3 separate regions of the Mus musculus genome follow, and regions 2 and 3 are each linked to region 1. The links are chromatin loops, found by intact Hi-C in ENCODE. Cell type or tissue: left cerebral cortex. All regions are shown on one strand. Region 1 has its middle 6.9 kb from the start of Gm36171. Region 2 overlaps Gpsm1 (G-protein signalling modulator 1 (AGS3-like, C. elegans)). Region 3 overlaps Gm35807 (a long non-coding RNA gene).

Region 1 (8,000 bases):
CCACTTGAGTGCTAGGTCCAGGGTCAACCACTCCCTTATAGGAATAATTATATTAATGGGGTACTCCTGGCACCCACTGGGTTGGATATAGCACGGTCTCCTTTACTATATACTAATTATGGTAGTGACCCCCCCAAGATACTGATTTGCAGCCAGTTAACAGACATCCAACCATTTCTGGGTTTTGGTTTGGATGTCATTGTAAGTGTTTCATTAACAATTTTGTTTTAATTTATTTTTTATATAGCAGTGGGGAGGGAATGCACGCATATTAGTGTGCAAATGTATTTACTCATGCATTCACAAGTAGAGGCCAGAGCAGGCCATCATTCTCTGTCATGTGCCTTTGAGACATGCTTTCACTGAATCAGACACTCTTCACTTCTGTTAGGTTGCCTGACCATCAAGTTCACTGGTCCACATATTTCAAGCTATCTATATCCACATATCTCAGACTATCTGTATCCACATAAATCAAGCTATCTGTATCCACATGTGCTATCTGTAGCCATGTCCACATTTCATGTTTGTGCTGGGGATTTGAACTCGGGTCCTCTTTATGTCTGCAGAACAAATGCCCTTATGTGTTAAACCACTTCCTTAGCTCGTATAAATGTTTAATTTCCAGTGCTTTATTGGTGTTAATACAGAAATTTCATAGGGTTTTTTTTTTTTTTTTTTTGGTTGGTTGATTGGTTGGTTTGGTTGTTTTCAAGAAAGGGTTTTTTCCGAGGCCGGCCTGGACTACAAAGTGAGTTCCAGGACAGCCAGAGCTACACAGAGAAACCCTGTCTCAAAAAAAAAAAAAAAAAAAAAAAAAAAAAAAAAAAAAAAAAAAAAAAAAAAAGAAAGAAAGAAAGAAAGAAAGAAAGAAAGAAAGGAAGGAAGGGTTTTTTCTGTGTATCCCTGGCTAAGCTGGAACTAGCTCCAGGCTGGCCTCCAACTCAGAGATCCACCTGTCTCTGCCTCCAGAGTGCTGGGATTAAAGGCGTGTGCCACCAGTGTCTGGCTATATCTCTACAGTTTTACGAACAGACCATCTCCAGAGAACTCACTTGCCCACTGCAGCATTTCCTGCATGGCGTTCGCCATCTGGGTTTTTGTTGTTGTAGTTGTTTGTTTGTTTTGTTTTTGCTTTTTGAGACAAGGTTTCTCTGTGTAGATAGACTGTCATAGAACTCACTCTGTAGACCAGGCTGGCCTTGAAGTCACAGAGATCCTCCTGCCTCTGCCTCCTGAGTGCTGGGATTTATTAAACTCATGAACCACTACTGCCTGATTCATTCTCTCTCTCTCTCTCCCTCTCTCTCTCTCTCTTTAAGACAGGATCTGGGTGCTCTGAACTCGCTCTGTAGACCAGGCTGGCCTCAGACTCACAAATATCCACCAGCCTCTGTTTCCCAAGGGCTGGGATTAAAGATGTGTGCCACCAAACCACTTTAAGATTTTTTAAAAGCTTTTTATTGATTTCTTTTTGAGTTTCACGTTATGTATCCCAGTCCTGCTCATCTCCCCATTCCCTGATATCTACCCTTAGCCCTTACAACTTCCCCACCCAATAAAACACACAAGCAAGTAAGCAACAACAAATAAACCATAGAAACATCTCACCATGGAAGCTGTAGTGTGTCACACACAGTGTGTACCACACCCTCTGTCCACGCATCTTCACTAGCAAATGGTCATTGCAATGAGTCCTCGGTCTGGTTCAGTATCTCTGGCTTCTGTGACACCATCAATAATGGATCCTCATGGGGACTCCTCCTAGTAATCCTGTCGTTGCCCTGTGTCCCGGAGAGAAGATCCGCACCTTTGGAATAGCAGCAGGACTGGTCCTTCACAGTCCCAATCAATCGTTTGCAGCTGATGTAGATTTGGGGGAGAGCCAATCCAGAGCTCTGGATCTGGGCTTGGGTGGCAGTTGAGTTGTTCAGCTCATCAGCTCTCCCTTATCCACACCACCAGAGTGAGCTTTCCAGCACTGCTCTGGCTAGGTCACCCAATGCCACCACATGCAGGAGGCCAGATCAGCTCTTCTGGCCTCGTGTCCTCAGGCCAGTTCACTTGCATCCGCATCTCCAGAGTCAGCTCCACTGTGCTGCCCAGTCAAGGTGCAGGGTCTACTTTCCCAAGTGCTGCAGCCTGGGAGGGGCTGCTGCTCCTGCTCTCCTGCTCCCACACCCTTGCCATGGCCACCAAGGCCAGCTCCACTATATTTCCCAAGCAAGGTGCAGGGCCTGCTCTCCAAACTGCTATAGCCAATGAGGGAGCAGGTCTAGCTCTCCTGCTCTCAGGACCCCAGGGTCAGCTCTTTCAGATACTGCAGATGGTGAGAGATGGGGTGGGGGGAGACACCCACACCCACCCTTACTCAAGACTCCTCGTACCAGTGTTTGGTGAAACCAGGTCACCTACACACTTGCCCTCCAGGCCAGCTCTCCTAAACCCCCTCCACCAGAGCCAGAGGTGAAGGGCCTGATCTCCCAACTGTTACAGAGGTGAGGGAGAAGGGCACCTCACCCACTCTCATGACCTCAGGGCTGGTTCTCCTTCCTGCGGAAGGTGGTGAGGGGCTAGGGGTAAGGTTTACTTTTATTTTAAGCTGTATGGGGGTATGTGTCGATGAGTGTAGTTGCTTGAGGGGACCTCAGATCTCCTGGGTCTTCTCCAAGAGTAGTGCACACTCTTAACCAATGAAGCCTCTTTTCAGCCTGACTGTCCTGTGACCACCTTTTTTGGCATACTTTCTTGTAGCCCAGGCTGGTCCCACAGTTGCTCTTCCCACTCGCCTGGCACTGGGACTGCAGTACTGCAATCAAATTTATCATGTGAGTGTGTGTGTGAGTGTGTGTATGTGTGAGTGTGGGTGTATGTGTGTGTATGTGCATGTGAGTGTGTGCATGTGTGTGAGTATGTATTGTGTGTGTGTTCCTGTGTGTGCGCACATGCGCGTGTGTGAGATCATGCTCATATGGAGGTCAGAGGACAACTTCTGGGAGTCAGTTCTAATTTTCCTGAGAACCTGTGGGTCTCAGGGATGGAACAGGATCCTTCCCACTGTGTTAGACATAGATCCTAGATCTTGGTGGCAAGCACCTTTAGCCTGAGCCATCTCACCCTGTCCTCTGCTTGTTTTGGTTTTGGTTTTGTGTTATGTGGCACTGGGAATCAAACCTAGTGCTTCATGCGTGCCAGGCAGGCAGTGTACCAAGTTTGATTATAAATTGAACTTTCGTAGGTGCAGGATTTTTCTGTTGCTTTTCTTCTTGTGTTAGTGACTTTTGTCCTTCGAGGAATTTTTATGTCATCTGAGTTGCCAAATTTTTGATCATCAGGTATTTCAGAACTCTAACACATTATTTTCCCTGTTTCCACTTTCTCTCCCCATCTCATGATGCCCCTGGGCTAACCATGGGCTCTCCTCTCGCCCTTTCCTCCCGAGTGCTGACCCCAAAGTGGCTCCTGACTGAAACACTGCTTTCCTGGTGCTTGTTGAGTGTGAGCCAACGCTCCATCTTTGGAGCCTGACTTTGGTGGAGTATGTCTCTTCCTTGGTTTATTCTGAGAGCTATCTTTTTACAAGTCTGTCCAGATTTAACTGTGTTACATTGACTTGCTTGTTAGTCCATTTTATTTATTTATTTATTTATTTATTTATTTATTTATTTATTTATTTTTTAAAAACTCGTTCATTTCTATATGCATTGGTGTTTTGCCTGCATGTCTGTCTGTATGAGAGGTGCTGGGTCCCTGGAACTGGAGTCACAGGCAGCTGTGAGCTGCCATGCTGGTTCTGGGATGTAAACTCCGGTCCTCCCCTCCCCAGCTCCCTCTTGGTCCATTCTAATCTCAGTTCTATCTACTTGTTTTCTTTCTGCTTTATTGGTATGCAATCTCCTCGTCTGCAGTCCTTGGAGGTGGCAGCCCTGCCATTCCTTCCCCACCGGCCTGGATCGTGGGGAGGAGCAGGTCCCTACCTACCCCTGTTGGCCCTGGCCCTGCTTCTCTGGAGAGGTCCTGAGTCCTCTCCTTCCAACCCTGGGGTGGATGAGGGAAGTGTAGGTTTCCAGGTCAAAAACACAGGCTCTGAGTTCAAACCACAGTGTTTAGAGCAAGGGGCTCCCCAGCTCCTTCCCTTCCTCCGTCCCTGTAAACCCCAAGTGGCCAGAGTTCTTGCCAGCCTGCTCTGAGCACCTCGTATTTATTTCACTTCTGGTCTGGGAGGAATCCCAGATGATGCAGAACCACAAGGTGACCACAAGGGGACAATGTGGCTTTAGAAACGGTCATGGATGTAGCCTGTGTACATAGGTATGTGTGATCCCACTCTTCCAGGTACCCACAGTTTGTCTGGACCCTGTACCTTCCTCAGCTTCTCTCCCACCCTAGACCCAATGGCCATCAATATCCAGGCCTCCGAAAACCCTTCAGTATCCTCATGGCCTACCAAGGGATACCAGCTGCTTGAAGACTAGGAAGGTTTGTGGGGGAGGGGTAAAGACAAGTTTGAGGGGAGGAGAAGGAGGAAGCTCTCCTAAAAGAGGCAAGGAGGGTTCCCCACTCTTAGTCCAGGCCTCCTCTGCAACCTCCCCTCAGATGGGAGCTCCCCATTCTCAGAGACGAGGAACTTGACGGTCCTGACTGGAAGTCAGCACAGGACCACAGGTGGGTCCATACTAGTGCTACTGTGGACTGGAGAGGACTTTGGCAAGGCAGACACAGATGAAGACAAGGCATTTGTGTTGGAGCTCCTGAGGCCAGCAGGAAGCCATGCTTCATCCTCTGGGGCTGATGCTGCTCTCAGTTTCCATTCCCTGACATCCCCTCGTTAGCCCCTCACCGAACACCTCTTGTTCAGCCAGCAAAGCATGAGTGCTGAGTAATAACTCCTTTGGCTTGCAGCAGCTGGGATGCTTGTAGCCCAGTTGAAGGGGCTCTGAGAAGGTAATGGGGCACAAGGATACGCAAGCCTGCCTGCAGGGTGCTCCATTGTGCCAAGGTCGATAGGTTGGAGCATGTCAGCCAATTCCAGCCCCCGCCCCAACAAATCAAAGCAGCAGCATATGGATGGTCAGCAGGCCTTTGTGTGTCCAGAAGAGTGGGCTGGGACATCCCTGTTCTGCCTTACTGCCTCTGCTCAGCTCCATCCCTGGCCCTGGCAACAGACACGTCTGACCCCCAGCAACAGGTAACTGGGTTGTCAGAGAAACCAGGGTACAGGACGGGCAGTGGGTGGGTGCAGTATCCAGTGAGGACCTCAGTCTCCAGGGTCCCTACAAGAGGCAGGTCACACCTGAGCCTGCACACGGAGCTCTGTTAAGTAGAGGCACGGTGCAGTGTCCACCCTCACAGCACTTGAAGGCCCTTTAGGGCTCTGTACTCTGCACTCGGGTACAAAGGCTGGGGAGGGCAGCCTACAGGCTTTGTCCAGAGATCTGTGGTGTCTAGGTTTCAGGATACTAACCTAACTTCAGGGTGTCTGGCTGCAGGCTTCCAGCTGCACACCTGGCATTCACAGTACTGAAAGCAGGTCTATAGCCCTGGGACTGTAGCCTGGGTGGCATGCCTCAGTGTCCCCGAGAGCCTTTAGAAGCCAATGGAGTCTGGCGAGCCCCAATAAGGTACCAAGACAGACTGTGGAGGGAAGGCAAGAACTGTGGGAACAGGGAGAAAGCAGGTGTCTGGTGGCCACAGGCTCCCTCGGGATGGGAAGAGCTGTTATTCACAAGTGAAGTGGAGAGGTGACTTGAAGCTGACCTTGGTTGCTGGGCAAGCAGCCCCAGGTGGCTCAGTTCCTCACTGTCCCCAGCCCTTCTCATCCAGTCTGACCAGCTCTGAGGTTCAGCCCAGACCCTGGGCTTAGACTCACAAAGGACCCTGGGCCTCTCTGTTCTCTGTTACTCCGCTTACCCTCAACCTCTTGCCCTTATATCCTGATGGATCTCTCTGATCTCCGACATTCAACATGCCTAGCCAGACCTAGGTCACATGACCCAACAAACATGCAAAGCACATGAATTATCGTATTAATTAATTAATTAAATTTACACTCCTACTGAAATGTCCCTCTGTCCTCTCCTTTCAGGCCTCCCCACTCCCTCATCTCCTCCTCCTCCCATGGTTATCAAACAGCCCTGGTGTATCAAGTCGCAGTAAGACTAGGAGCATTCTCTCCTAAGAGGTCAGATGAGGTAGCCCAGTAGGGGGAAAGGGTCTCAAAGACAGCCCTGCTCCCACTGTTAGGAGCACATGAACACCAAGATACACAACTGTTACATATTTGCAGAGGGCCTAGGTCAGTCCCATGCAGGCTCCTTGGTTCAGTCTCTGTGAGCCCCTATGGGCTCATGTTAGTTGATTCTGTGGGTTTTCTTGTGGTGCCCTTGACCCTCCTGGCTCCCACAATCCTTCCTCTCCCTCTTCCACATGATTCCCTGAGCTCTACCTAATGTTTGACTGTGGGTCTCTGCATCTGTTTCCATCAGTTTCTGGGTGAAACCTCTCTGATGACAGTTATGCTAGGCTCTGTCTGCAACTATAGCCAAAAATCATTAACAATATCAGGGGTGGGCTCCCTCTTATAGCGTCACATGAATTATCTTAATTTCTTTTAAAACAAGGTAGAAAAGTAACCTTTGGAGGTAAGAAAATGTTTTACTTATAGTATTAATAGAGTTGCTTTTGCTAGTTTGGCTTTCTTTTCTCTTTCTGTCTTTTTTCTTCCTTCCTTCCTTCCTTCCTTCCTTCCTTCCTTCCTTCCTCCCTCCCTCCCTCCCTCCCTTCCTTTCTTCCTTCCTTTCTTTCTTCCTTTCTTCTTTTAATACAAGTCATTTATTGTGCCAAAGGACACCCCGAATCACACTTGTAATCAGGATCTTGCTTCTGGAGCTGGGTAACATAGCCTCACTCGTCAGCCTGCTGTTCTGTTCCCTCTTCAGACATAGATGCTATGCAAGCACTTTCTGATGCCCTTTTTTTTAACTGTTATGATTTGCTGATTCAAAGCTGCTGAATTTGAAACAAGTTCAATACCATTTCCTTCAAGGATTGATTCATCCTTCTGGGTTTAAAAAAAAGAACAAGCAGCACCCTTCATCCAGGCCCTGCAGTTGTACTTTTTCACCCAGGAAATTTCAGGTTTCAGCCAAAGACCCATTCTCCTGATTAAGGGCATCGGTGGGGAAGTGAGCGTCCACAGAAGTCCTCTTGCAATGGAAGCCCAGCGTTACACCCTTATTCATGTTCTCAACATGACTGCAGATAGTTCGGACAGTAGCAGTTTTTTTTCTGTTATCCCAATATTTGTCAATCCAGAGCCTCTTCTTTTTCTTTCCAAGGAGACTCAGCCTTACATTGATGTGATTAAATCGCCTCCTGAGGGTTCCTCTGGGGCCCTTCAGTCACTGTGCATCACCAGAGTGATGTCGACACTTTCTGGAATGTCGATAGTCTGATGCTGGAATGGTCTTCATTTTCCCAGTAGATAGGACAAAAGCTTTGTTGGTTTTTTTGGTTTTGGTTTAGTTTGGTTAGTTAGTTGGTTTTAGTTTTTGGTTTTTTAGACAGGGTTTCTCTGTAAACCGTTGGCTTTCCCGAAACTCATTCTGTAGATCAGGCTGGCCTTGAACTTACAAAATCTGCCTGCCTCTGCCTCCTGAGGCTGGGATTCCCTGCACTAGTTTGACTTTTTTTTTAGGTTAAATCACTTTATTTGAGAAAAGAGGACAATTCTTGTGGGAGGCGGTGGCAACGTCCATATCCAGGGGAACCCGAACACAACAACGTCGCCACGGGTCCCTGGACACAAGGGGGCTAGTTTGACTTTCTATGGTGGAAAGGGAAGATGACTTGTGTACCACATTCACCAGCCCCAGGGCTCTCTCATCTCAGCCTGACTACCCTTCTCTAGGATGGACATCCTGCTGGACTGGGAATAGGGCCAGGGATACATGGCCGTGACACCCACAGGTCTGAGTGCCCTACTGAGGTCCTAAAGGAGA
Region 2 (8,000 bases), 240 kb after region 1:
CCTTTTGCTTAGCTTAGAGGAAGAGTCAGGATAAGGAGCTGGCTGCCTCTGTGGGAATCTTTCCAGAAGCCAGCCAGCCCTGCTCAGGGTACATGGGCTGAGGGCTGTTCTAGGAGCTCTGTACAGCGCTATCTACCATGGGAACCTGGCAGCCAGAGGCTCACACTGCGCAACCCTATCCCATCCATTAGTCACTGTAGCTCTTGCCACATGGGGTAGCTGAGGGTCCTAGAAGCCTTTGCTCCTCTCCTCTGTCCCCACCCTTATTTTCCAGGCCAGGTCATACTGAGAAATTCCAGGCTCAAGGAACCAGTGGCTCTCATGGTAGCAAGTATCCCTTCTGAATGGCCTGAGAGGCTGGAGTCAGTGGGTGCTCCTGGAAAAAACATTCATGAGGAGCTGGGGCTCCATTCCTGGCAAACTCAATAGGCAGGGAGCAGCTGGCTCCCTCGTGAGGTTTCGCCTCCCTCTTAAGGCCTTATGGGCCCCAAGAAACCAACTCTGTGGGACACCCTGCATCCACGCAGTCCTCCTTTGTACGTATTAATATATTTGCTCTGTGGGGAATATTCTGTCCTTTTATTCACCACGTGTCTGACCCGCACAGGGACAGTCAGCAGTCTGAATGAGGTCACTCAAGTGCCTTTGCCTGATTAGTACTCTAGGCAGTCCCTGACTGGCTCCCTCCAGGCTCCCAGCGGCCCCGCCCACAGAGTATGACGATGCCGGGTACTCTGGCTGCTGGCTGCTTAGGAAGAAGCCCTTTCTTGTCTTCTTGCCCTGTGGTACCACTAGGATCATGGGAGGGAGGGGCTCTAGGAGACCAAAGAGTCTTGCTCTCTCAGGGACCCACCAGCCCTCTGCCATTGGTGGTCCAGGCTACTACCTATCATTCTGGCAACCTTTCCGTTGCCTTTTGTGGTGGTTTGAACAAGAATGATCCTCATAGAAATGGCTGAATCCCAGAGAGTGGAATTTTCTTATAGCAAAAAAAAAAAATTTTTTTATATTTGCACAGGACTATACAGCAAACAACCATGTGGTTGGATACATGGAGTTCTCACATATTTCAGTCAGTTATCAAAGTAAACTATTTTTTATAGGACTTACAGTTAACTATTTGGGTTGTATGAAAATGCAGTCCTTGTCCTTTACAGAGCTTGCTTCCATCCATGTGCCACTTAACATGAGTGAGGAAAACCCATTTATGAAGTACAATGACAGTTGACCCAATCACTCTGTCAATCAAACCACTCAGGCTAGTTTGTACTAGCAGAGTTTTGTTTCTATTTTTATTTTATTAACTCTATTTTTTTAATACGGATTTTTCAGTGAGGGGCTTTTTCAACCCTGTTGGTTCTATTTTCTTGTTTGTTTGTTTGTTTCATTTTATTTGCTTCATAACTTAAACCAAGTCTCTTCCAGTCTTCTATATTAGTTCCTAATTTTGTGCTGACAGGCATGTTTATAAGAACTGGCGAGGTAATTTATTGGAATGAACTGACTGGCTCCCTGCCCTCCCTTCCTTTTTTGACAGGAATTTTACTACTTCACAAATGGAGAATGATGCTACAAAGTTACCATGGTGAAGCTGACAAATACCACTCAAATGATGATGACATAGAAGTACCTTCCTCCTGCTGCTCTGATCCCATAATTGGTTACTAGATGATGTTTTCTGACATGGATTTCGATTTTGGGTACCTGTTACTTTGGCACTATTCTTTTTTTTTTTTTTTTTTTTTTTTTTTTTGGTTTTTCGAGACAGGGTTTCTCTGTGTAACCCTGGCTGTCCTGGAACTCACTCTGTAGACCAGGCTGGCCTCGAACTCAGAAATCCCCCTGCCTCTGCCTCCCAAGTGCTGGGATTAAGGCATGTGCCACCACTGCCCAGCTCTTTGGCACTATTCTTATTTGCCTCTTATATTTTTGCCAGTATACTATACCTCAACCTTATTTGAAATACACAAGTCTAATTAAAGAATAGTCATAGAAAAATACGTAAAATGATGTTTTATAATTCATCCCCCATGTCCAGTTTGGTTAGTTTGTTATGTAATAGAAGTGAAATATCAGGTTTTTTTTCTCCTGTGCCCCTTTTTATCATTAAAATGAACACAAAATGTGGAAGAAAAAAAAAGAGGCGTGGTCTTGTTGGAGGAGGTGTGGCCTTGTTGGAGGAGGTGTGGCCTTGTTGGAGGAGGTGTGGCACTGAGAGTGAGGTTTCAAAAGCCCATGCCAAGCCCTTTCCCCCGCCTCCTTCCTGTAACTTTTGGATCAGATGTGCACTCTTAGGTGCTTTCCCAGTACCATGCCTGCTTGCCTGTCACCACACTCCCCACCGTAATGATTACAGGCCAAACCACTGAAACTGTTACTAAGCTCCCAATTAAATGCTTTTTTCGTAAGAGTTGCCTTGGTCATGGTGTCTCTTCACAGCAATAGAACAATAACTAAAATACCCCTGATCCCTGGTATGCCCCAGTGGAGTCCATCTGTGCCCCAGAACTCTGGACACCCTGGCTCTCCTCACATCACACTGCAATGCAGTTCTGTGTCCGCCTGACTCTCTACTCCCACTATGAGCCTTCCTGGGCAGTGAGTGGTGTGGTCTCTCCTGGACCCAAATCAAGGACGAGTAGGTGCCCAGATCGGGTATAGCCTCTTCTCTTACTCAGTAGCTGTTAATGGCTTCCTTTCTGGGAGACCTACTCTGTGTCCTGAACTGTCTCCCCCACCCCCGAGTTTCTCTTGCTACATCCCTGTTCAGAGCTGCCCTGACTACTGTACCTCATGCTGAGACTAGAGACATGAGGAAGCACATTTCAGCCCCCGAACCACTGCTCACCTTGTGCCTCATAGCCAGCCAGATCTGGCTTCTCCGCTGCTGCTGGGCTAGTCAGCCGGCCCAGGGCCAGCTGCAGGTGGGCAATATTCATGCGGGCTGTCAGTTCTCCGTTTCGGTCTCCAATCTGAAGCAAGCAGGGGTGGGGAGACAGGCGGCAGGTCAGACTTGGGACTGTGATCTCTGAGTGTTAGTGACAGGGCTCTTGCACACCATCCTTGGCCTGCTGGACAGCCTGGGCTGACCTCAGACCCTTGGCTTTCTGAGCGAGCCAGTCCTTCTCTACCAGAACTTGACTCTGAGTGTATTCCTAGGTGTTCTGGACAGCCTCTAGTCCATCCCAGAATGCTTAGGGTCTTGGGAAACCTCCTGTGAGTGGTCAGCTTGGCCTTCTCGTGGAGTGAGCCTGTCTCAACCATAGGGAACTGTCTTCTCCTAGGGCCCACAAGCCTCAGGTTCCAATACTGAGGCTCCATCAGGGGATCCTCTTGAGTACAAACCCAACATGAAGAACACAGGGAACCATGAAGCTCAGAAGTTTTTGGAGACCTCTGTTTGCACTCATGGGGAAGTGAGGCTAACACCATGCGAAGGAGTCTTCAGACAGAGTCTCCTCTGCTCTGGACCATCCTGTTCTTGTGAGAAGTTCCTTTTGATGCTGTAGGGGCTTGAGATCCACCCTTAGTTAGGAGGACTAGGTTTCTCTCGGATGTCCCTGCACTGTCCGCAGTAGGAGGGGACTGAACATAGAGAAGGGACCACTCAGCTTCCTAGAGAGGTATCACAGGGTATTCCTGGGCAATAGAACCTGTCTCCCTGGTCCACCTCCAAGAGGTTACTCCCAGCATCCCCGATACCTTACACGGCCCAGTTCCCTAGGGATTGGAGAATGGAATCCACACAGGGGACACCAGCATTCTAAGTGGAAAACAGATCCTTGCTCCCCCCATTGACCCACTGGCCCTGGTACACACAAGTGGGAACTGTCCTCTTAGGGATCCAGTGTTCAGAAAGGGTGGTTGGGAACAAGCACACGAAAGGAGACAATGTGCTGCCGAGGCACCAGTAGAGACCTAGGGGAGTAGGCCCGGCTCACCTCCTGGGAGATCTGCAGATGTTTCTTGGCAAAGGTCAAGGCCTGTGCAGGGCTCCCCATGGACACATAGGCGTTCCCCAGGCTCCAGCATGCTCGGCCCTCTCCCACCCTGTGGAAAGTTAGACAATCACACCTGCCTCCCAGGTCTGCCTACTGCCCCAAGTCCCCGATCCTCCCACAACCCTGGTACACAATGTACCATCAGCACAGGGTTTCCTCAGCCAAAGGAGCTCGTTGGCCCTGGCCACAGTGCTCACTGGTCCACCCCCTTGAGGGAGATAAACCTAAGCGTGTTACCAGCTTACCCTGGGGCCAGTTGGGCCTGCAGAGCCCAGCACTTGTATACTGTTGCGCAAGGCCTGGTTCGCCCCCTAGTGGCCAGCAAGTGCCTCCCTGTAGCCTGCTCCATGCTCCCTTACCCAGGTCCAAAGTGAACCATGCATTCAGGGATAGTTCGCTGTTTCTGTCGCTATTCCCACTATCTCTACCTAGTTCCAGGACACTTCCATTATCTGTCCCTCCCACAGAAGCCCTGGGGACAGGGCAGCTCTTCGAGGATACCTCCTGTTATAGCTGCCCCCAGGTCTGTGGCTCTGAAACCCTGCTACATCCAGATCTGCACAGAAGGCTATTCCAGAGCTGGGAAGTCACGGGCCCCTACAAGCCTTGGACCTACCTATTTGCTTACACTGTTTCCCACTGAGGGATTGGCTGAGGGCCTATGTGGGAGGTCGCTCCCAGCATGCATGCTGTGGCCCGCAGGGGAGCGTGCACTCAAACCCAGGCTGTCACTGTAAGCCAGGCCCAGCCAAGACCTTGTTTTCACAAACCTATCAGCCAGCTCCTGGGCAATGACTAGGTGCCGCAGGTGGTACTCAGCAGCACGCTCGTAGTCCTGTAGCAGTGTGTAGGTGTTGCCCAGGCTGTAGCAAGCCTGAGCCTCCACTGCCTGGTCCCGGAGCTGCCGAGACAGCTGCAGCGTCTTCCTGTGCAGAATGGGAGAGTCAGTCCCTGAGGGGAGTGGCAATGTCTCTTCTACATCAGGAATGTTCATCTTGAAATGGCCACTGCACTCAACTCACAGCACCAGATGCGTGTGGGTGCATGGGTTCCCGTTGGCTAAGGAGTTAGCTAATTGTGACACTGGCTAATATCACTAACAGCTCTGAGCAGATGATATTTACAGGGATTCAGTGTCTGTATCTCAGAACTGAGATGAGCATGAAGTACCTGCTCCATCTAGTGGCCACCCCTCTACCCAGGAAGCAGCTGACTAAGAACTGTGACACAGGTCAGGGACACCCAGGAGCTTCATGCATCAGCCTTTTTGGCTCCTGGGACTGCACCATGGGAGTGGCATCTCTGTAGCATGGTGCTCAGTATACCCCAGGACTGTCTTCCCTGCTCACTTGTAATGTTCAGCAGCCACATCAAAGCGCCCCAAGAAGATGTGAGCATTGCCCAGGTTGCTGTAGGCCCTCCGCTCAGCTGCCTTGTCCCCAAACTCCTTGGCGATGGCCAGGCGCTGCAGATAGATCCAAACCCCGAGGTCATCACATAGCCCTGCAACCCCTAGGAACACAGTCAGGGAGGGATGCCTCTCCACCCAAGGTGCTAGCTTAATGTCTAAGTGTCCAGGGGAGTAGACTAGGACCACAGGACGAAATACAACAGGAGCAAGGGGCTCAGTGATGTTCCAGCCCCATGCCGTTGAGGACTGTGAGGGGAACCTGAAGCCTTCCTACTGCAGCATCCCCGCCCCGGTACCCAGGCCCAGCTCACTCACCTCTTTGTGGAAGGTTGTGGCCTCCGTGAAGTTTCCCAGTAGGTAGTGGGTGTTACCCAGGTTGCCATAGGCCCTGCCCTGGGCCGCCCGGTCGCCTAGTTCCTTCACCAAAGACAGGTTCCTCCTAGGGGGCCAAATCTTTGAGAGCTATGTCCTTCCTAGCACCAGGAAGTGGCTACATAGCTTCCTCCTGAAGCTGGACAGTACTGAGTGGCTCTCCCAGGAGCATGTGGAGGGAATGGGATCCTTGCCTCAAATGACACTGGAGCCTTGGGGCTGGAAGATTGGTCAAAGCCTACCATGCATAAGAGGTGTGTGTGAGGAGAAGTGCCCACAGAGCAGTAGGGCTATCTATATGTGAGGGTGTTTTGTGTCTGGGAATCCTGCCCAGCCCCTTACCAGGCACACACTGGCTCAAGAAGTATTTATGGAACGCAGGGGCATTCAGATAAGCCTAGCCCCATCAGCCCTCACCCTGTGGTGCCAGCCCACCACACTCACTCACTCATAAAACTCAGAGGCCCTGTGCAGTGTCTCGCGGACATCAGGTGGCAGGTGCCCGGGGTCCTGTGCAGCATTCCAGGAAAGCTGTTTGCCCTTGGCGTGGTACACATTTCCAATGTTGTAGAGTGCTCTCGCCTCCCCAACCTGTGGGCAGCAGTGAGGTAGAGGCTCGACAGCCCCCCGGGAACTCACACCAAGGTGTGATTGCAGGAGCTGTGTTCTAGTCCCATGGCCTGCTGAGTCCCGAGGAAGGGCAGATCCAGTTCTACCCTCTCCCTCTCTCTCCTCTGCCAGCTGGGTGGCAGAGGTGGCTGGGCCTAATAACGTTTGAGGGTAAGAGCCCCAGCAGGGATGGAAAGGGTAGAGGACCCAAGGGTCCGACCACTTACCTTGTCCCCCTGCTCCTGGGCAATGTCCAAGTGTCGTTGGCAGCAGACGATTGCCTCATCGAATCGGCCTAGGACCTTGAGTGTGTTGCCCAGGTTCCCACTAGCCTTGGCCTCCCCCATGCGGTCACCAATGGTCCTGGAGGGCAGGAAGGAGTGAGGAGTCAGTTGGGTCTAGTTGGGCCCTGAGATGAGCAAGAAGCCTCAGAGGGGAAAGACAGACAGTGAAAAGTTAGCTCTACACATGCATTGGTGATCCAGCAGCTGCGTCAGGTCCGTACTGCGTGCTGAGGACAGAGAAGTGGGGAGGATTGCTGGTGGGGGGTCGCCAGCATGCCAGAGCTGGGGGAATTCTGCGCCCTGTCTATGCAGTCAGGATGGCTCTGAGGCATCTGTAGAAGCTGGGTTAAATGTGGAGTGAGAGGGAGGCCCTGCAGGAAACAGTAGGAACCAAGAGTCAAAGGCTAGACAGGACTGGAGGCATCAAGATAGAACCTAGGAAACGGTGGGAAATGTGCAGAAGGGAGACCATAAACCTCCAAGGGGTCAGAGTTCACAGGGAGAACAGAGGGTTCCCCTGGAGTAAGACCATACCCTACAGAGAAGATGACAAGAGTAACTGGAACCCAAGACCACAGAAAAGGAATAGCTATGGGTGGTAGAGATACAATCTCAGGAAGAAAGAGTCACACCAAGCCAGAGATAACTCAGAGATAGACACATGTTCATACACACACACAGGCACACACACATATACGCAGGCAAACATACACATACACTTGCATACATATACACATGCAGACAGCACACACATATCCATGCACATACATATATTTTAACTTGAATGCTGACCTCTAAGGGATTCACAGATTCCCCGTCCTAGGTCAGGCCCTCCTGTTGGGCTCTCCAGGCACAGATACACCTGTTGCATCCAACCTCCCCCAAGGGCAGGGGACTCCACACACAGGGGACCAGGACAATGCCATCAGGCCACAATCCACCAGTACTTACCGTGCCAGCAGCAAGTCATGTTTGTGGAACTGCAGGGCCCGGGCATACTCCTTCAGGTAGAAGTAGGCATTGCCCAGCTGGCTGTAGATGGCACTCAGTGTCTTCAGGTCCTCAGTGCCCACCTGCACAGCAGCCTCGAAGAAAGCCACACCTGCCTTGAAGTCCCCCGCCTTGCACAGCCGCTCCCCTTCCAGGGCCAGCTCTAGACAGGAGGCCTCCATCCTAGGCAGAGAAGGAATACCATGGTCCACCCCTTGGCACACTCTATGGTTGCAATGAGACGATGTCCCTCAGCAGCTGTGCCCCGTCACAGCTTTGTTCACAGATATGGCAGCTGGGAGTTCATGCTCAGAGCAGATCCTGGACCCAACA
Region 3 (8,000 bases), 260 kb after region 1:
CCTACCTCAAAGAGCAACCATGAGTACTTACACTATGAGTAAGCCAACTGCCAAGGATGCCCAGGGAGGGATTAGCCATCTTCATGACTTCATGGTTAGATCTTTTGGTCCCTGCCCTTAGGTATGACATTTACAACATGGCTTTTGGCAGAAAAGTATTTCCTCTGTTATGTTAGGGTCCTCTCATCTTCACCATTGAATGTACACACTTGTTAGAAATGCTAAGGTCCTGATGATTGCCATCCATGTGACCTCTATAAATTTTACACAGGCTTCCCCCAACCCTTTTTTTGAGACAGGGTCTTACATTGTGGGCTAGAACCTACTATGCAGATCAGACATGGCCTTGAGATTGCAGCAATCTTCTTGCTTTGTCTCCCAAGGGCTGGGATTACAAGTGTGTACCACAAAGTCCAGCTTTCCTGGACTTTGGATCTATATATGCTTTAGACTTCTCAAAAACATCCTAGGTGCTGGAAGACCACATAAGATGCCTTCACTTCTCAGAATTCTATACCTAGCCAAACTAACTTCTCTAATGCTCTAATGGAGAATGGGACAAAGACCTCAGAAGAGTTTCTGTTCTCATGAAGGAAGCCACTAGCAGAATATGTTCCACTAATCCTAAAGAGGCCAACTAGAAAGAAGAGAAGGGGAAAAGGGAGTAGCAGGCGCTTTCTGGGAAGTATGGGGACTTCCAGGACAAGTAGGATAATAAGATCTGGAGGTGCTATGTCTGGGGTAGAGGACTACAATTCAGTGTGGAACAAATCAGAAGATTCTGTAGTATTGGAAGCCCTGTGAGCCCAACACCCTGAGGACTTTGGAATTTGTCCCTTCTGGCTTAGAGCAGGTGAGTGTAGGGATGGGAGAGCAAAAGCAGACTTGGGGAAGACAGTTAAGGACAACCATTATGGAAATGGGTAACTGGGTGGGTGCTGGACATGGCTGTTTCCTTGACGCTCAATGACAATCATCATGTAAAACAGTAATGCTGTGACCCATAGGAGACTTTGATCCGGTCATAGAAATGAACTAAACAGTATAGTTAGTTAGTAGGTCTATGGTGATCAGGACAGAGGAGGGCCACAAGGCCTTCACCTCAGACTCAGGCTACCACTCCCTCCCTCTGAGGCCGCACGTGGTCTTGTAGGTTAGGATAACTCAAGATGGGCCTCCTTGGAGGTACACCTGCTCACAAGTTACTCCCACTTCTAAAATTAAGCTCAGTAAATTCATTTGTTTCCAAACTGGACTTTCTGGGATCTTTCTTTGATCTGTTGAAGCCTTAAAGTCATATAAGCACATGAACTGCCCTGGAATCAAAGCATCATCAGAGAAGATGCCTAGAGCCTCTTGACTCTTTCTGCTTAGGAGAAGAAGGTATTGACTGTTGTGTAGAGAGTCAGGTTCATGCCTGCTCCAGCCTGGCTTCTTATTCCCCACAGGGACAGCCATGTTCCCAGAGCTGCCAATCAGAGACAAAACAGCAGAGACAGGTGGCTAGGCCAAGAAGAAACTGCCAGGAACCAGAGTGGGAGAGTCTGGCTAGAGTCTCCAGAGCCATACGATGGGGAGTTCTTTTAAAACTTGGGAGACCAACTAATTTGGTCATATTACCTGTCAATGAAAAGAAATAACTTTTGTGGGGCTGGACACATGGCTCAGTTGGTTAGAAGCACTGTTGCTCTAGCAGAGGTTCTGAGTTCTATTCCCGATACTCACATAATGACTCACAACCATTCATTCATAACTCCAGTTTTAAGGGATCCAACAGGCAGACATGTGGTTTACATACATGTATGGATGTAAAAATTTCATACGCATAAACAAAAAATAAATCTTAAAAAACCCCTCTTGTTTTTCTTTTGAACTTGAAGCCCTCTGACTTTGGCAAAGATCTGTATGGTCTCACTCCTTACCTGTCCAATGCCTGTGACATGGAAACACCCATTGGACAACTCCAGCATTGTACTCAAGTATTCAGCAACCCAGTTGCAAAGCTGGCATGTTGTACAACAGTTTCCTCCTAGATTGAAACATTCCATCCTGTAGGAATCACCTTAAACATGAAGGCAAACAACTCAAAATAGCTTCAGGAAGTCCCTGAAACTAACCAGATTCACTAGGCCCTCTTCCTGCTAGAGAAAGCAACAAAAGCTAAGAAGCCCTCTTAGAGGACCCAAGCTGTAAAGACTTGAGGCCCGTGCAGCTGCTTGGAAGAGGTGTAAACTGAGTCACTTTCCAACCTGTTGAGCTGCCTGCAGACTCTAAGGCTTCCCAGCTTTGTGAGCAGTCACGAGTGGTGCGGTGGGCCTTGGTGATACAGCTGTCTTTGAGTCATTTCTGCTCCTATAAATAACCCCTCATGTAAATAACAACGAATAAAACCCGTTGTTCCCTAAGCTGGACTTTGGTGATGGCCGTACTTTGGTCTGACATGGGACATATGTGTTTCATCTTTCCACTCTAGAGAACATTTTGTCACTTGCATGGTATAAAGGCCATCACTTTCGGGAAGTGAGGCCGGAGCCAAGGCCGCACTGCAGATGAGCCTCAGTGACACAGGGTGAGGATGTTGCTGCTGGTGGGGTATGACCCAGGGTCTCTCTCAGGAATTTCGGTACCTCACAGATTGACCTTTGTCTTAGTTGGGGTTTCTATTGCTGTGATGAAACACCATGACCAAAAGCAACTTGGGGAGAGAAGGGTTTATTTGGCTCGAATATCCTGAATCACAGTCCTTTAAAGGAAGCCAAGGCAGGAACTCAAACTGGGTGGGAACCTGGAGGCAGGAGCTGGTGCAGAGGCTGTGGAAAGTCTGCTTGCTGGGCTGGTGCAGAGGCCATGGAAGTTCTGTTTGCTGGCTTGCTGCTTGCTGACTTGCTGCTCCCATGATTTGCTCACTTTGATTTCTTTTAGACCCAGGACTTTCTTTTCCCAGGGGTTACCCTGGGCCCGTGTGTCAAATTGCTGTAAAAAACCTCCAGCTCAGCCTCTGTGCTTAGCCTTGGGTCAGATGCATCCAAGTCTTGGCCCCCACTGAGAATATAGATGATGACTGGGCTGACCCTTTGCAGGTCCCCAGAACTCCAGACTACAGAAGCCACCCTCCCAGGATTGCCTGCCTAGGGCAGGAGCCACCTTGAGTGTGGTCTTGCGGCAGACGGAGGGGCTATGCCTAGGACAGCATTGAGTTCTCTACCCAAGGGCCCAGGGACGAGTCCCTACCTGCCTCACTGCCGTGGTTCTACTAAGGGACAAGGAGTGCCCTGTGCATCCCAGGAGCAAGGCTATCTTCCAATCTTTGCCCCAAACCATATTTTCTTGAATACCTAAGGGAATTTCTTTCTTTTTTTCTTAGTTCCTTTCCTTTCCTTTCCTTTCCTTTCCTTTCCTTTCCTTTCCTTTTCTTTCCTTTTCTTTCCTCTCTCTCTCTCTCTCTCTCTCTCTCTCTCTCTCTCTCTCTCTCTCTCTCTCTCTCTCTCTCTCTCTTTTTCTTTCTTTTTGAGACAGGATTTCTCTGTGTAGCCCTGGCTGTCCTGGAACTGCCTCGAACCCAGAGATCCACCTGCCTCTCTCTCCCAAGTGCTGGGATTATGGCCACCACCACCCTGCTCCCAGCTGAGGAATTTCCTGATTAAAAAAAAAATTTTTTTTTTCTGAAGTGCTTTTTGGGTGGGAGGGGTGCTCTGTGTCCTTTGGTGGCATCTGCAATTGGAGAACTCCACAAACAGTTTGGGGAGAGGGCACCACCTGCTGGCGTCACTGGAAGTTGCAGGTGGAGAGAACCTTCACCAGGCTGCTGTCTGGTGTCCAAGGAACAGGGAAAGGAAATCAGACTAACAGCGTAGTCTTGCACATTAGCACCCCAGTGGAAAGGTCAAGTGTCACAGCATGTGCGACTTAAAGTGGCAGGGTTTGGGCAGGGCCTGAGCCCAGCATCCTGCTATTCCAACAGCCTCCTGTCACTGTCCCAAGGACACCCACTCCAGCTACAATAGCGGCTCTGCAGGCTTTGAATTTGGTATTACCAGAGGGACCTTGTGCCATATCTAACTGTTTACCCACATAAAAAGTTCCCTGGCTTCTCTCCAGGGCTTGGCTCTTCTGCCTGAGTCCGTGTTTCAGAAGCTGCCTGTTGGCATTCTGGGATCCTGCAGGCTTTCAAGTGGCCGGGCTGCTGCTGCGGAGTCAAGAGCTAGGAGTATGCCTGCAGCAGGCAGCATGAAGCAACCATGAGCTGAGTCAGCGCCAGGACCTGGGGAGAGCTCTGGACCAGGGGAGCAGAGAGGGTGGAGGTGCCTCAGTGGTGTGCACAAACCCTTCCTTGCTTAGTTCAACCTCTCAGTCTTTCCTCACCTTCAGGGGCCAGGTTTACCCTGCTGTACTCTGCCTATAAGCCCACATGGGGCAGCTGCCTATAAGCCCACATGGGGCAGCTGCACAGATAAGGCCCCTGGCACTCAGCCTCCCAGGTGCTAAGCAGGGATTGGGGGGAGGAGCCAGGTTTCTCTGGCAACCCTTGCACAAGTCTGCCTCCCTCACTGACTCCAGCCCTGGGTTCTCAGATACCCACCCACACTCCTGCTCCCAGGCGCTTGCCCTTCCCAGCTGCCCTTCCAGTGAGTGAGTACCTGGGAGAGGGTGGCACCAGATCCTTGCCCAGTCTCCTGCAATTCTTTAGGGGAAGGGGCAAGATTCAGCAGCATGGTAAGGGAGAGGGTGGCACTGGAGAGGTGGACAGGAGAAGAGTTAGGCTTCTTAGCTTTGTTGGAGTTGGAGCCATCTTGTCCTCCGTCCTGCAGGTTGCCCATCACTGGCCTCAGGGCCCACTGTTAGGAGTCCCCTGCACTAGATTTTGGTGTCCGTTGGAGGGCTGTAGGCACTGCCACTTGGCTAATAGTCCCGCTGGAATGCCTCTTGCCCCTGGAGGGGGTGTCTGTGTTAAGGGCTAAGACAGCTGTGGAACCCCAGAGCTGGTGCTTATCAGATCCCCGTTCTGAACCCTTCAGAGAGGGGTGCCCACGGGCTCCTTTCGGATGGATGTTCCCTGGCCAGGAGCTGGCATATTGCAAGCCCCTAGGAGCAGAGCTCTGAGGGCTTCAGGTTCCAGGAGGTTGTACGGAGGTGGATCTCTGCTCTTCCTTTTATGGCTATGGTGACAGAGGTTCTCTCATGGCTTTCGGCAAGGAGCCAGAGCTTAGTGGTATGCTGGCAAGGGTCTGAATGCCCCAGGTGGTGGCCTATTAAGAACCGTTGTCCACAGAAACCGGACTACCAGAGCCTATTCAGCAGGGATTGCTGTTGTTGGCTATGGAAGGTGGCGCTGAGGGACAATAGAAAGGGCTGGCAGGCCCTGTTGAGGCTTGCACTAGTAATGGGGGTTTCTTCTTGTTGCCTTCACTCTGACAGCATGGGTCCCTGGTCCTGCTGGGGACCTTAGTGGGGCAAGGACAGTGTCTCCCAAGGTTTATTGGGTTGTTGTGTCACAGTTTTTGGTTCTTAGCAGAGGGAGGAGCTTTGCAGGAACTGAACTGTAGGAGTGGGCTGGAGGGGCACTCCTTGCATCTGTGCCTGCATTTCCTGCCACCTCCTCTGAGGAGAAGACAGGCATTTGTCCGATCCACATCTCTGTTTCATCTCCATCCTTTCAGCATATGCATCTGCCTCCCTGCATGGTACCATCCTTCCCAAATCGCTTCTATTGTGTTGGGCATGCTTGCATCTGCCACCTCTGTGAGGCCATTGTTTCCTGGGGCTCAGATCAGCCTGAGGCATCAGTTAGCTTCCCTGGAGAGCAGACAGTTGGAATCGGCTGTGGGGATAGAAAGATGGGCAACCAAATCAAAACCTGTAGCCACAGAGCTGGCTGGACCTGCGTAGCAGGTGTGTGTGTGTGTGTGTGTGTGTGTGTGTGTGTGTGTGTGTTTCTGTGTGCTATGTGTATGGTGTGTATATTGTGTGTCATGGAAGAGATTGGTGCTTTGTATCAGGGTGTACCTGCCATCTGCTGGTTATTCCCAGCTCTGACCTGCTTTGGTCCGGGGAGACCAGGATGCTTTTGTTAGAAGCCAGAGACTCTGCTCCTTTTCCTGGCTGTCAGTATTATGGTGTGTTCAGGGCAGGGCTGTGGCAGCTGGGGATGCTGATCAGGCTGCAGTCTGGGCGGTCTTGTTGGCGGTTGGGTGCCATGCCAACGTGAGGACGCCAGACCTGAGTCACTGTTGCTGTGGAATACACTGCGATACCATGCTACTGTGATGGGTGTGGTGCCCTGCTCCCCTCACGCTTTGCTGACTGCCCTAGCCTGCTCTGGGATTTGCTTTTCCAGGGAGGAGGGGGTGAGAAATAAACAATGGGGCTAATTAGAATCATTGCAGGCTTCAGAAGGAAGCCCCTCCCCACGCTGCCACTGCCCACCCAGACTGCAGCCTAAATATAGCATATGCCGTTGGCTGAAGCCTGCATGGGGCTGAGGGGAGGTGCCTATTGGCTATGCTGCGGGGTAACTGTCACTCATAGCTGTACCTAGGTGGTCCATAGAAGAACTGGACAGTGGTCTGGGTTCTGGCATGCATAGACAGACAGACAGACAGACAGACAGACAGACAGGCAAAAATTCTAAGCCCAGCTAGGTGAGCACCTTGTAATCTATGCAATGCTGACCTCCCAGGAGCCCTGCTAAGACTCTGCCCACTCTACTAAGGAGCAGACTAAGGCCCAGGACTCTAAATGAACTTGCCTGAGGCCACTGACCAGAGACCTCTTTCTGCTGGACAGACGGCATGTGACTATTCTGCTGGATTTTCCTCCTATCCTTTTCCTGATAACAAGCTGTCCCTTAGGTGAAATTCTGCACGGTCCCAAGGACCCTCAGGTGGCTGCTGCTGCTGCTGCTGCTGGCTGCAGGGGTATGGTGAATTGTAGAGAGGATTTGGTATTCTGGATATGACCCTGCCAGGACCTTAGACATGTGACTTGGTTCCTCTGGTCAGTGGGCATTATAGAGCTGTCAAGGTCAGAGCCATCAGTGGCTAAGATAGTCCCCAGCCTTTCAGGGGTCTCTGTGAATGCTATGAAAGGGACGTGGCCAGAGCTAGCTGCTAGCAAGGCTGTGCACGTCCCTGAGGAGTCCTGCCCTTTGAGGATGGCAGAGGGAAGCTGGCAGGTACAGCCAGTGTGGTATCAGTGTGGGACCCCTGGTCACACAGTAGGATGGTAGAGGGGAGGTACCCTCCCGAGAGAGGTGAAGGAGGAGGCAGGGTGAGTGGGGGCCTGTGTGGCCTCTAGAGCTAAGCTGCTGCTTTATACCTGTGGAGACAGAGAGGATGGTAGGTTGGTAAGTGTCAGGAGCCCAGGAGCAGGGTGCTGAGGGGCTCAGACCTCCAGAGCCTTGTAGTGAGCTTCCAGGTTGGCTGAGATGCTGCTGGCAGTTAAGTGCAGGCCTGGCCTGAATGGGGCATGTGTGCTCTTTTTCCTGGGCTATGGTCTGCCCAGAGGCCATGAAGCCTTGCTCCTAACTACCCTGTGGCAGACACACAGTACAGAGTTCTGTCATGCCAGCTGCTGTGGCAGTCCTAGGGCAGGGTGGGCAGTCTGCAGGTTTTATCCTGCCGTGGTCTGGGTATCAGCAGAGGTTTATGAGGTGCAGCTGAGGCCTCTGGTGAGCCTGGACTGTGAGAAGGATGTAGCAGCCATCTTCACTGAGCCATTGTATGCCAACGCTGAAAGAGACTAGGAAGGGCAGAGTGCCAAGCCTGTGGGGTAGCATGGGACACACAGAAGGATAGGAACTCCCAGCCTGAAGGATGGTGGCAGCAGACAGGGTGTGTGGGAGCCAGTCTGCAGGCTGCTGCTGCTGCTTTGCATCCTGGGTATTATTTTTCTGCTCACAGGGCTTTTGTTGTAATAACTCAGTTCAGAGCGACAGCCACGTACTGGCTCTGGCTAATCTGTTTTGTTTATGGTGTGGCTTTTTTTTTTCCAGACAAGTCATG

What was found. Hi-C counts contacts between places; a loop is a spot of excess contacts. Peaks named below come from ENCODE experiments on the same cell type or tissue, not always from the same donor. Only the 100,000 strongest peaks of a DNase experiment are listed, where the experiment ranks them.
Region 2: a loop joins it to region 1, with 3 times the contacts of the local background. A loop is called at or near these places in 23 of 42 quality-filtered maps.
Region 3: a loop joins it to region 1, with 2.5 times the contacts of the local background. A loop is called at or near these places in 13 of 42 quality-filtered maps.

The regions. Positions count from the first base shown.
Region 1 is chr2:26,558,097-26,566,096 of GRCm38, reverse strand. No RefSeq gene overlaps it. Among named protein-coding and RNA genes, the nearest start is that of Gm36171, 6.9 kb to the right of the region's middle. In left cerebral cortex, a CTCF peak has its summit at 4,250 (motif pointing right); a DNase peak (open chromatin) is centred at 4,265.
Region 2 is chr2:26,322,264-26,330,263 of GRCm38, reverse strand. Gpsm1 (G-protein signalling modulator 1 (AGS3-like, C. elegans)) reads right to left here. Exons shown (of 14, transcript NM_153410.5): 2 at 7,629-7,850; 3 at 6,621-6,756; 4 at 6,233-6,375; 5 at 5,728-5,851; 6 at 5,351-5,466; 7 at 4,772-4,927; 8 at 3,942-4,050; 9 at 2,849-2,972. Among named protein-coding and RNA genes, the nearest start is that of Gm52505, 6.9 kb to the right of the region's middle. In left cerebral cortex, CTCF peaks have their summits at 4,320 (motif pointing left) and 5,193 (motif pointing left); DNase peaks (open chromatin) are centred at 664, 4,275 and 5,171; H3K27ac peaks cover 1,378 bases.
Region 3 is chr2:26,296,747-26,304,746 of GRCm38, reverse strand. Gm35807 (a long non-coding RNA gene) reads right to left here. Exons shown (of 3, transcript XR_374168.4): 2 at 4,638-5,818; 3 at 2,703-2,973. It also overlaps a transcript of Ccdc187 not described here. Among named protein-coding and RNA genes, the nearest start is that of Gm35807, 6.0 kb to the right of the region's middle. In left cerebral cortex, CTCF peaks have their summits at 3,765 (motif pointing left) and 6,068; DNase peaks (open chromatin) are centred at 5,276, 5,677, 6,198, 7,779 and 2 more places; H3K27ac peaks cover 3,922 bases.